2 separate regions of the Homo sapiens genome follow, and region 2 is linked to region 1. A link is an interaction called in ENCODE POLR2A ChIA-PET data of the cell type or tissue named here. Cell type or tissue: endothelial cell of umbilical vein. All regions are shown on one strand. Links, peaks and the distances in the headings refer to the core of each region. The heading gives the core; the rest is flanking DNA.

Region 1 (5,382 bases), core at 301-5,300:
ATTTGAAAACTTAGATGACATGGGTAAATTTCTAGAAGAACAGAGCTTACAATATTTACCCAGGAAGAAACAGCCCTTTAAAGACATAAGGAATGTGAATCAGTAGTTAATTTTGACATAAAGAAAACAGATGGCTGGGATGACTTTACTCACGTGTTCTACCAAACTGTCAAGGAACAGATAATTCCAATATTACACAAACTCCCCTAGAGAATAAAAAAAGGAAACACTCCACAACTCATTTTCAGTGTGGTATAACCTTGATATCAAAACCCGAAGAGGACAGGACAAGAAACCAAGGTGAAAGATGCACAGAAAGAAGACACAAGATATGGACGTAGGCTGCTGACAGTACTCAAATGCCTGAATCTGTGTTTTCCTGAGCCCCTGCTGCACTCCTGTCCTTCATGCAATTCAGCTGTTCGTCTGGGATTGACCCCAAAAAATCCCCCTTTTGTTTAGGTTAGTTTAAGCTATCATCCAAAATCAAGAGTCTAGTTCACCATTCCAACAACCAACCTGACACATCTAACCTCTTCAATGGTATTTGCTAAATATCAACTCAATTATCCATATTCATGGAAGGGCCTGTGGATATTTGGGTAATGAAAGCCAGGTCAACTAGAAGTAATTTAAAATGCATGCTGTCACTTTTCCAGCAAGCTCTCTTACTGCATTTTTCGTAAGCTATTATTAACATGAATTCAAATTATTTGGGCACAGTGATCTGATGGCATAGATAAAAACAATGAACATCAGGGGACTAAAAGCTCATCTGGGATTCAACATTCTCCAAGAATAATCCACAAAGTAGTTCTCACTCATCTCTCTTCATAAAATTGCAAATTCCTTAAGGGCAGGGAGCATTTCTATTCATTCAGGTAGGTGACCTTGTAAATAGTCAAGAAGCTTGCACAATCCAATGACCTTTGAGGCTGTGTTTCTAAGAGTCTTGCCAAGGACATATTTTCCATTGCAATAGTTGAGATGCCACTACAGAAACATGCAAAATGGTAAAAACGTCAAACAAAAACATTTGTATTCCCTTAAATATACCTCACCCTTCCAATTCTATTAGATAGTTATCTTAAAGTCCAATTAAAAAGCTGAAATCATAAAACTGAAATTAAGAAAATGTATCAATATGTAATTGACAAAGAGATACAACAATAGAAGTTCAAGAAAACCCAGAGCAATGTTTCCAATCAGTGATAAACCTGGCAAACGACTGAACTCCAGTTGCACCTCTGCAGCCTCCAGGGCAGGTGATAATAAAATCAGAGAAGAGTGTCAATGAAGGACCAGAAACCTCTTTGTCCTGAAATTACAAAATCTGGAAGCCACTTCATTCCAGAAATGGTACCACAGCTTTCTAAGTTCACACAATATTGATGACATTTCCAGCCACTATCAGAAACATGAGCTACTGCTGGGGCTCTTGATAAGTAGATGAAAAGAGATGTCAAATTTTACATAATCTTCATACAGATTATTGCTTATGGCCTGTGGAGTTGGGGGAGGCAGATATAGCTGTACTCAGAACTAGGAGACGTTGGCCCCACTTAATCACACATTAGGCATTCAAAGGAACAAGAGTCTAGAAATTAGTTGCTTTAAAATGCCCAGATTTTGGAGAGAAAATAACTTTCCTGGCTGGGCGAGGTGACTCACACCTCTAATCCCAGCACTTTGGGAGGCCGAGGCGGGTGGATCACAAGGTCAGGAGATTGAGACCATCCTGGCTAACACAGTGAAACCCCGTCTCTACTAAATATACAAAAAAAAATTAGCCGGGCGTGGTGGCAGGCACCTGTAGTCCCAGCTACTCGGGAGGCTGAGGCAGGAGAATGGTGTGAACCCAGGAGGCGGAGCTTGGAGTGAGCCGAGATTGCGCCACTGCACTCCAGCCTGGGCAACAGAGCAAGACTCCGTCTCAAAAAAAAAAAAAAAAAATTAAAAAAAAAAAAAAGAAAATAATTTTCCTTCACATAAAGTCATCTAGCAGATCACCAACAAGTGTCCTTATCAGAATCCTAGCCCAACATCATTTTCACATCTTGCCTTGTTAGTTTGTACCCTGTAGGGGACAACTGGAAATAATGCTGAATGTTTTATTTTGCTCTCTCAGCAAGCTGTATAAATTCATTCCTGACAGATCTGAAAATAAAACCAATACTAACATTTTTAAAAGAAGTAAAGTTCTTGTAGCTTGCAAGAGACCAGTAAAGGAGCACTGTGGGTTTCCTCCCTCCCCCCGCCCAGATCAAGGGACTGCATTCCCCTGGGCTTTTATATCCTTGTATAATATTTAATTAAATACTCTGTTCCTACTGGTTTATGTACTAGAGAACACTAATTTTAGAAAACCGATTAGCTGGTTCTTTCTAACTGTATGTTATTGTAGCTAAGGTCAAATTTTTCACTGAAACTATGGTAACAAAACCCCGTATTCTTTGTCGACAAGACCGAAGCAAAGTTCTCAAGTGATAGTCCTTCACTTGATTGCTAAACCTAAGTTGGGTTATTCTATTTCCTACCTTTACCTCAAATGCCACGATTCTGGGAATGGTTATAGGGGGAGGAGAGGACCTTAGTCACAGAAATTTGCTAGCATAAGTCCAAGCGAGCTTATATATAAGTGTCATCACTGATAACATTTTTAGACACATATAATTTTAGCAGCACAAAACATCCAGACATTTCAGAAGCACCCAAATTGGAACTCAAATGTACCCGGAAAAATACCAGACGAAGAAAGGAACTTTTAAATCTCAGTTAGAGGAATAATTGCCCAACTTATTTTCTCAATTATTGCAACTGCTCAAGTTGGAGTTTTTCTACACTGACCTCCAGCTATTGTTTTGGAAAGGAAAACACGTGGGTTCTTTGAAAAGATGTATTCTTTTCTTCACACCTATAGCCCCTCTCCACTTATCTCTCCCAAATCAGTGCCAATGAGAATAAGCACAATTTTTGCCTCCTGTAAGAGCCAGGCTGACCACTCACCTTGGGGAGAGATGCCTCCACCTTGGCCAATAATATAGAAGTAGCCGCCACCGGGGGAGCTAAACAATGGGTACACATGGACATAATAGAGGGGAATAATAAACACTGGAGGTTCCAAAAGGTGTGGGGGTGGTACGGGTTGAAAAATTACCCATTGGGTACAATGTTCACTACCGGGGCCATGGGTACACTAAAAGACCAAAGTTCACCACTACACAATACATCCAAGTAACAAAACTGCACTTGTATCCCCTAAATCTATTAAAAGAGAAAAAGAAGTAGCCTCTGGACATTCCTTCTGCAAATGCAACTGTCCTCAAAGCCCGGGAGAGAATGCCACTTGGCAGGCTGGCTGGCAGAAACCTCTCTAAACATGCAAGGAGCACGTTGGGGGCAGGGAAGGGCAGCTTTTGGGAAAGAGCAGATTGGCAATAACTTCCTCCTGTCTGTCAAGAGTCACTGGAATGCCTGCTGTTTGGGGTAAGATAAACACAACTTCCTCTCTGGCTAGGCTTGTAATTCTATACAGAAGGCAGGATTACCATCTCGAGCAAACGACCCGTCAGTAACTGAGGCTCTGATCAAGGCTCGTGCGAGGAGAGAAAAGCCCTGATGGCTTCTTTTCTAATAGCCCCAAGCTCTGTCATAGCTGGTTACCAGGCCCACTCAATAAAATCTAAAAAATTCAGGAAGGCTAAAGTCTGCCTGGCTATGGATTCCTTTGTATACTCCACTGGCTGAGTTTTTAAAACGGACATATCGATGTTTTACAAGATGGCAAAGGCCATGTTTGAGCTTCCTAAGAGATGTCCCGAAAGCTGCTAATTGCAAATTCAGTCACAATAGCCACTCTTCACTGAGTGCTGAGGCTGTATTGCAGGTATTTACTGTGTTACACATGCACCAAATCATCCTCACACAAGCCTATCAGCTCCACAGTGTTATTCACCATGGCAGCCAGGTGGGGAAACTAAGGCATAGACAGGTTAAATGACTTGCCTGTGGTCATATAACTAGTAAGAGCAGGGCAGGGACTTGAACCCATGACTGACTCCAGAGCCTGTGCTCCTAACCACCACGCTGTAGTGTCTCCCCAGGACATCTTACCCACTCATTATGACCGGATTCGGCAAGCCTTGACTTAGAAAGCTATTGTTTTTTTCTATTTGTTCATTTTTTCAAACATTCAATAATGCCATCTTTCCACTAATGTTCTCTTACCAATTGGATTGAACCCATTCAGTTTCCAGAGAGTTTCTTGTCTACAGTGCATCTGTGCTCTCCCCAGCTGTTTATTGACCCAACGCTCCCAACCATAGGGCTTCCACAGGAAGCAAAAACAGAAAGAACAGCTGGGTCCTTCGGTGGGAAAACACACACAGTCAAATGGAATCATCCATCTAACCTCTGTCCCAGAGCAGAAATTCCCTCTGCAAAATCCCCGACAGATGGTCAGCCCTCTTTGAATCGGGGGAAACTCAGTAATTTGAAGCAGGCCTCTTCTTTGAGTAACTGCTCAGCACTAATAGTCAGAATTAAGTTCTTTTAAGCCTCATATTCTACCTCTGGGCACTTTGATCCACTAGCCCTCATTCTCTATTGCTCTGGGCTCAGAACATCTGTCTTCTATAGGACAGCCATAAAATAAGGGAAGATAACAGTCAGTGGCTCCCGAGAGCCTTGCAGGAGCATGACAACTTGTTAGAAATGTAGAATCTCGGCAGGGTGCCGTGGCTCATGCCTGTAATCCCGATACTTTTGGAGGACAAAGTGGGAGGATCAGTTGAGCCCAGGAGTTTAAGACCAGCCTGGGCAACGTGGCGAAACCCCGTCTCTACAAAAAATACAAAAATTAGCTGGGTGTGGTGACACACGCCTGTAATCCCAGCTACTCAGGATTAGGAGGCTGAGGGGGGAAGATCACTTAAGCCTGGGAAGTCAAGGCTGCGGTGGGCCTTGATTGCATCACTGCTCTCCAGCCTGAGCTACAGAGCAAGACCCTATCTCAAAAAATAAAAATAAAATAAATAAAAAAGAAATGTAGAATCTCAGGTCTCACTTCAGACTACCTAATTAGAATCTACACTTTAACAAGATTCCAGGTGGTTCCTATACGCAGTCAGATCTCAGAAGCAATGCCTTAGAGGTCTCTCTTCATTCATTCCACAAACATTTTAGTTCCTAATATAGTCCAGAACCTGTGCAAAGCCTTAGGGAGACAGGCATGGTTTCTGTCCTCACAGTTAATGCAATAGGGGGGAAGGGCTAAGTCAAAACCATCAAGTTAAAAGTCAAAACCAAAAATTAGCAGTGTTATGGCATTTAATATGGACCAGGTAGTCCCGTAAGTGCTTTACACAGATTAACTCATTTAAT
Region 2 (5,382 bases), core at 92-5,091, 91 kb after region 1:
AGTTCTGTACAATTTTGCCACAAATGTAGATTTGTGTAATCACTGGATTTAAAAAAGTCTTCATGAACTCATGGATTTAAATATATTTTATGGCCAGGCATGGTGGCTCATGCCCACAATCCCAGCACTTTGGGAAGCCGAAGCAGGATGTTCACCTGAGGCCAGGAGTTCAAGACCAGCCTGGGCAAGAGAGAGAGAGAGAGACCCCATCTCTACAAAAAATACAAAAAATTAGCCAGGTATGGTAGCATGTGTTCATAGTCCTAGCTACTTAGGAGACTGAGGTGGGAGGATCACTTGAGCCCAGGAGTTCGAGGTTTCAGTGAGCTGTGATGGCACCATTGTACTCCAGGCTGGGTGACAGAGTGAGACCCTGTCTCTGGGGAGAAAACAAAACAAAACAAAAACAAGCCATATTTTATTTTACACTGAAACCATGATCCCTTTTGAAGGTTTGGGCATATCTTTTTTTCCAACAGCTTTATTGAGATGTAATTTACATACCATAGGTTTTACCATACTAAGTGTATAATTCCATATTTTTTATATAGTCCAGTTTCACAACTAGAAAGCTGACCATTGATACAACTCACTTATTTTGGGGTTGTATCAAAAATTTATCTATATCATTACAATCTAATTTTAGAACATATCTATCAGCCCTAAAAGAAACCACATGCCCATTTGTGGTCATTACCGATTCCCATCCCCAGCTTTAAGCAACTGTCCTGAGTCCTAGCAGTGCTTCAGTCCTAGTAGTCCTTCATGGCTTCATGGCTTCATAGCTTTGCTTTTTGTGAGGCCAAGATCTGCTCCCTCCCCTACCCCTCATCCTTAAAGCCATTTCTTTAAGAAGCTCTAGTATCTTGTAGTAGAAAACAGTATTTCGAGGACCCTGTCTAGGCCCTGGGTATGCTCATTGCTATTAGGTTGGTCATTGTTTCTAGGCCTCTGCAGTGGACAGACTGAGATAAAATGCCAAAATGAGTATACACTGATACTTCCATTTTGTGATTTTTAGTTTAACCTGTTCTGTATTACATCTATCTCCTTTCTTCCACAGCAGGAATACTGGTTTTCAAGGACACAGGGGATGATAGACTAGTCTATAATCACGCATTTATTTTATCCCAGGTTACATACACAGTGGTCTCAATAATACTAATGCTACCATCCCCAGTGTAATTACTGAGAATAGGTTTTTAAAACTCCCAAACATTTATATATGCTTTTCCTGTTTCTCCCCTAGTTTTAAAATACTGTACTATTTCTGTATTATTGAAACATATGTCCATTATAGAGAGTACTCTTTCCATTTTAGCTCTCAACTAATCTCAGTTCTACAAGTGACTATACATGTTTAATACTCTCTGTGATCATGTCTCTCTAGTCATTTGAATTGATCAAGCTCATTCTCAACTAGATTCTTCAGGAAGTGGCCATGGGAACAATATGCCCTGAGTTTTTGCCCGTTGATAACAGTTTGTTAGTGCTCTTTATACTTTAAAGTCAACTTTTCTGGATATGAAATCTTTGGTTCACATTTATTTTTCTTGAGTAGCTCACATACTTTATTTTTTTTCTTTTGGAATAAAGCATTGCTATTGAAAAGCCTGATGGTAATCTGATTTTTTTCCCTTGAAAATTAGTTGTTTTTGCCTGAATACCCAACGATTTTCCTTTTTCTTGTTCTTTAGTATCCAGTGATTTCACTAGACTGTGTGTTGGTGTTTGTCATTGGGTCAGTATTCTCAGGTATGGGGTAGAAGCTTTCAATATCTAGTTTCACAATTTTTTTTTAAACTTCAGGAAATTTTTCTGTTATACTTTTTACTATTTTGTGTGTCCTTTTGTTTTATTCTTTAGGAACTTCTTATATCTTTCTTTACATAATTCTTTTTACCCATTTTCAGTGTTTATCACTTTCTTTTTAATCATTTTTTTCTCTCTCTTTTTTCTTTTTCTTTTTTTGAGAAGGGGTCTTGCTGTGTCACACTGGCTGGAGTGCAGTGGCACGATCTTGGCTCACTGCAGCCTTGACTTCCTGGGCTGAAGTGATGCTCCCACCTCAGCCACCCAAGTAGTGGGGACAACAGGCACATGCCACCACACCTGGCTAATTGTTTTGATTTTTAGTAGAGATGATGTCTCACTATTTTGCCCAGGCTGGTCTCAAACTCCTGGGCTCAAGCAATCCTTCCACCTCAGCCTCCCAAAGTGCTGATATTACGTGCATCAGCCACCATGCCTGGCCTCTTCTTTTTATTTTAATTTTTTCTTCTCTTTTGTCTTCTGTGTCTTTTAATTATCTGTTTATTTCTGAAATGACTTTTTATTTTATTTCTAGTTGCTACTTGACTTCTCTACCTCATCTGAGTTTGTGGATTCTGATTTATTTTGTTCTCTCTTGCATCATTTTCTTCATGCCATTTACCTCATTTTTTAAATTTTTATTTTTTGAGACAGAGTCTGGCTCTGTCACCAAGGCTAGAGTGCGGTGTGCAATCTTGGCTCACTGTACCCTCCACCTACTGGGCTCAAGCAATTCTCCTGCCCCATCCTCCTGAGTAGCTGGGATTACAGGGGCCCGCCACCACGCCCGGCTAATGTTTTGTATTTTTTAACAGAGACAGGGTTTTGTCATGTTGCTCAGACTGGTCTCGATCTCCTGAGTTCAGGTGATCCATCTGCCTTGGCCTCCCAAAGTGCTAGGATTACAGACATGAGCCACCATGCCCGGCCTACCTCATTTTAAAACACCATGTTGTGATTTTTTTTTTTTTTTGAGCATTTCTTCCTGACTGCATTTGTTATTCATAAGGATGTTGTTCTGCTGCTTCTTCTCTTACTTCTTATAGAAATTTGGATTGCATTTGAGCTTGAGTCTTTTCTGTTGCTCATTTGCATTTGAACTCAGTTTTTCTGAACTTTTAGAAAGAGACATGGTTCAGGGTAGCTTTGTAACTTCACTGAACTCCCTCTTAGTTGTTCTCAACATAGTGTTTAAACGATGGCCTCCTGTCTTCTGAGATGTCCTGGATTTCTTCCCCTCCTCCACTACTTCTCTTTCCTTTTTCTCTCTCTTTTTTTTTTTTTTCCTTTTTCTCTCTTGTCCCTCTATTTCAGGAGTTTGGTTTTGTCTCTTGAGATTTCTCCTTGGTGTGAGGCTCTATTCTGGAAGGGAACCCTGGCAGGTCAGTTTCAAGAGTTCATGGTGGGGAGGCCGAGGCGGGCGGATCACGAGGTCAGGAGATCGAGACCATCCCGGCTAAAACGGTGAAACCCCGTCTCTACTAAAAATACAAAAAAAAAATTAGCCGGGCGTGGTGTTGGGCGCCTGTAGTCCCAGCTACTCGGGAGGCTGAGGCAGGAGAATGGCGTGAACCCGGGAGGCGGAGCTTGCAGTGAGCCGAGATCGCGCCACCGCACTCCAGCCTGGGCGACAGAGCGAGACTCCGTCTCAAAAAAAAAAAAAAAAGAGTTCATGGTGCACAACTGTTTGAGTGCCTTCACACGTTCTTACCATGGGCCCCTTAAACCTACTCCTTATTGGAGTGGGCAAAATTCCTTCCAGTGTGAGCTACTGTTGTCAAACTGTCCCTCCATGCTTTCCAGTAATGCCTGTTGGCTCTTTTGGGATTTTCCTTTTCACAGGTCTGATTTCCTGTTGCTTTCTTTTCTTTCTCCTGCCCAACCACTGCCCAGCCACAGACACCATGCAGGTTGTATGGCCGTTGGCGGTTTTTCTTCACCTGTTTGCGTTCTGGGTTTGGTGAGGATACTTTGTCACATGGATTTGCTGTGCACATTGTTCCTGGGTTTTGGGTATTGCTCTCTAGTTGTTCTGTCTGGTTTTATACGTAGAGAGGCGAGATTCAAAAGCTTTGCTGATGCTGTTGCCATCTCAGCTAGTTTTCTTTTTATGTAGTTTTGAGGTAAAACATTGAGCTAGCTTTCAGAGTTTGTGTGTAAAAATATCTTAAACTGGTGAATTTAATGGTTTAAAACAGAGTATTATTATCGAAGTAATAATCATGAATTAATCATGAATTACTCATGATTATTATTTGGACGTTTAATTTGAGACAAGAATCTTAAAAGGTATAGATATTAAGTCCCAGAAGGGATTAAGGCAAGTTTTGCTATTGTAGCAGTGTTTGTTTTTTGGGGGGATATTATACTACAGATCAGCAGTCCCCAACCTTTTTGGCACAAGGGACTGGTTTTGTGGAAGACAGTTTTTCCTCGGATGTGGGGCAGGGGAGGGGATGGTTTTGGGATGTTTGAAGCAAATTATATTTATTGTGTACTTTATTTATATTATTATTACATTGCAATATATAATGAAATAATGATACAACTCACCATAATGTAGAATCAGTGGGAGCCCAGAGCTTGTTTTCTTGCAACTATGCAGTCCCATCTGGGGGTGATGGGAGACAGTGAGAGATCATCAGGCATTAGATTCTTACAAGGAGCCAGCAACCCAGATCCCTCACATGAGCTCTTCACAACAGGATTCACACTCCTATGAGGATCTAATGCCGCTACTGATCTGACAGGAGGCAGAGCTCAGGTGGTAACGCAAACAACGAGGAGCGGGCTGTAAATACAGATGAAGCTTTGCTTGCTCGCCTGCCACTCACCTCCTGCTGTTTGGCCCGGTTCCCAATAGGCCACAGACCAGTACTGGTTTGTGGTCCAGGGGTTGGGGACCCTTGCTATAGATAACCCTCCTTTCTTGAAAAAAAGGATAGTATTTAAGATATACTTCCAGTATTTAAGATAAAGACTGTTTTGATTTCATAATTGTGTTATTAATATGACTCGTAAAACTTTGACACAAGGGATAGCCATAGGCTGGGTAGAAAACAGTTGCTGTTGGTGGGAGCTTGAGGAACAAGGATTCTCTCTTCATTTGTAGCTTGGCACTTTCTGGATCAACAGTTTAAGGAAACAAATTCCTGACTAAGTATCCTTGACAAATGAGAGGAGTAGGCTATTTTAAGTTCTTTCAACTGAAAGTCACTTTCATTGAAGGATGAGAATTACCAAGCATCTTTTTTCCCCCTGCAGTAAAAACTAATTTCTAGGCAGTCATATCCTGCCCAAGTGGTGCTGGGTGCTTTGTTATTTGGATGACACTGGACTGGGACAGAAGGCAAAGAATAATGCAGTCTGACCCGCTGTTATTTAATCACAACTGCACGACAACTCTAAACTAGAAAGAGAACTGTTAATAAGGATGCGATCCAGTTACCTGAATGTGTGTGGGTTGTAATGAGAAATGCCTTGAGGTCCAGCGGAATTCTAAGGTCACACTCCCCAAAATAATTTTTAGAAAAGCTTTACTAAGTTAACTTCAATGTAAACTAAGCCAGA

What was found. Peaks named below come from ENCODE experiments on the same cell type or tissue, not always from the same donor. Only the 100,000 strongest peaks of a DNase experiment are listed, where the experiment ranks them.
Region 2: POLR2A ChIA-PET joins it to region 1 with 5 read pairs; 4 of 35 experiments call an interaction of 5 or more read pairs at or near these places.

What each region holds. Positions count from the first base shown.
Region 1 is chr3:4,532,014-4,537,395 of GRCh38, reverse strand. The region is part of intron 4 of ITPR1 (inositol 1,4,5-trisphosphate receptor type 1); the gene reads right to left. Among named protein-coding and RNA genes, the nearest start is that of ITPR1, 41 kb to the right of the region's middle. RefSeq lists an enhancer at 3,297-3,591. In endothelial cell of umbilical vein, for the core only: no CTCF peak of the experiment used is centred there; a DNase peak (open chromatin) is centred at 3,375.
Region 2 is chr3:4,440,354-4,445,735 of GRCh38, reverse strand. All of the region lies in intron 3 of SUMF1 (sulfatase modifying factor 1), which reads left to right. Among named protein-coding and RNA genes, the nearest start is that of SUMF1, 24 kb to the left of the region's middle. In endothelial cell of umbilical vein, for the core only: no CTCF peak of the experiment used is centred there; no DNase peak of the experiment used is centred there.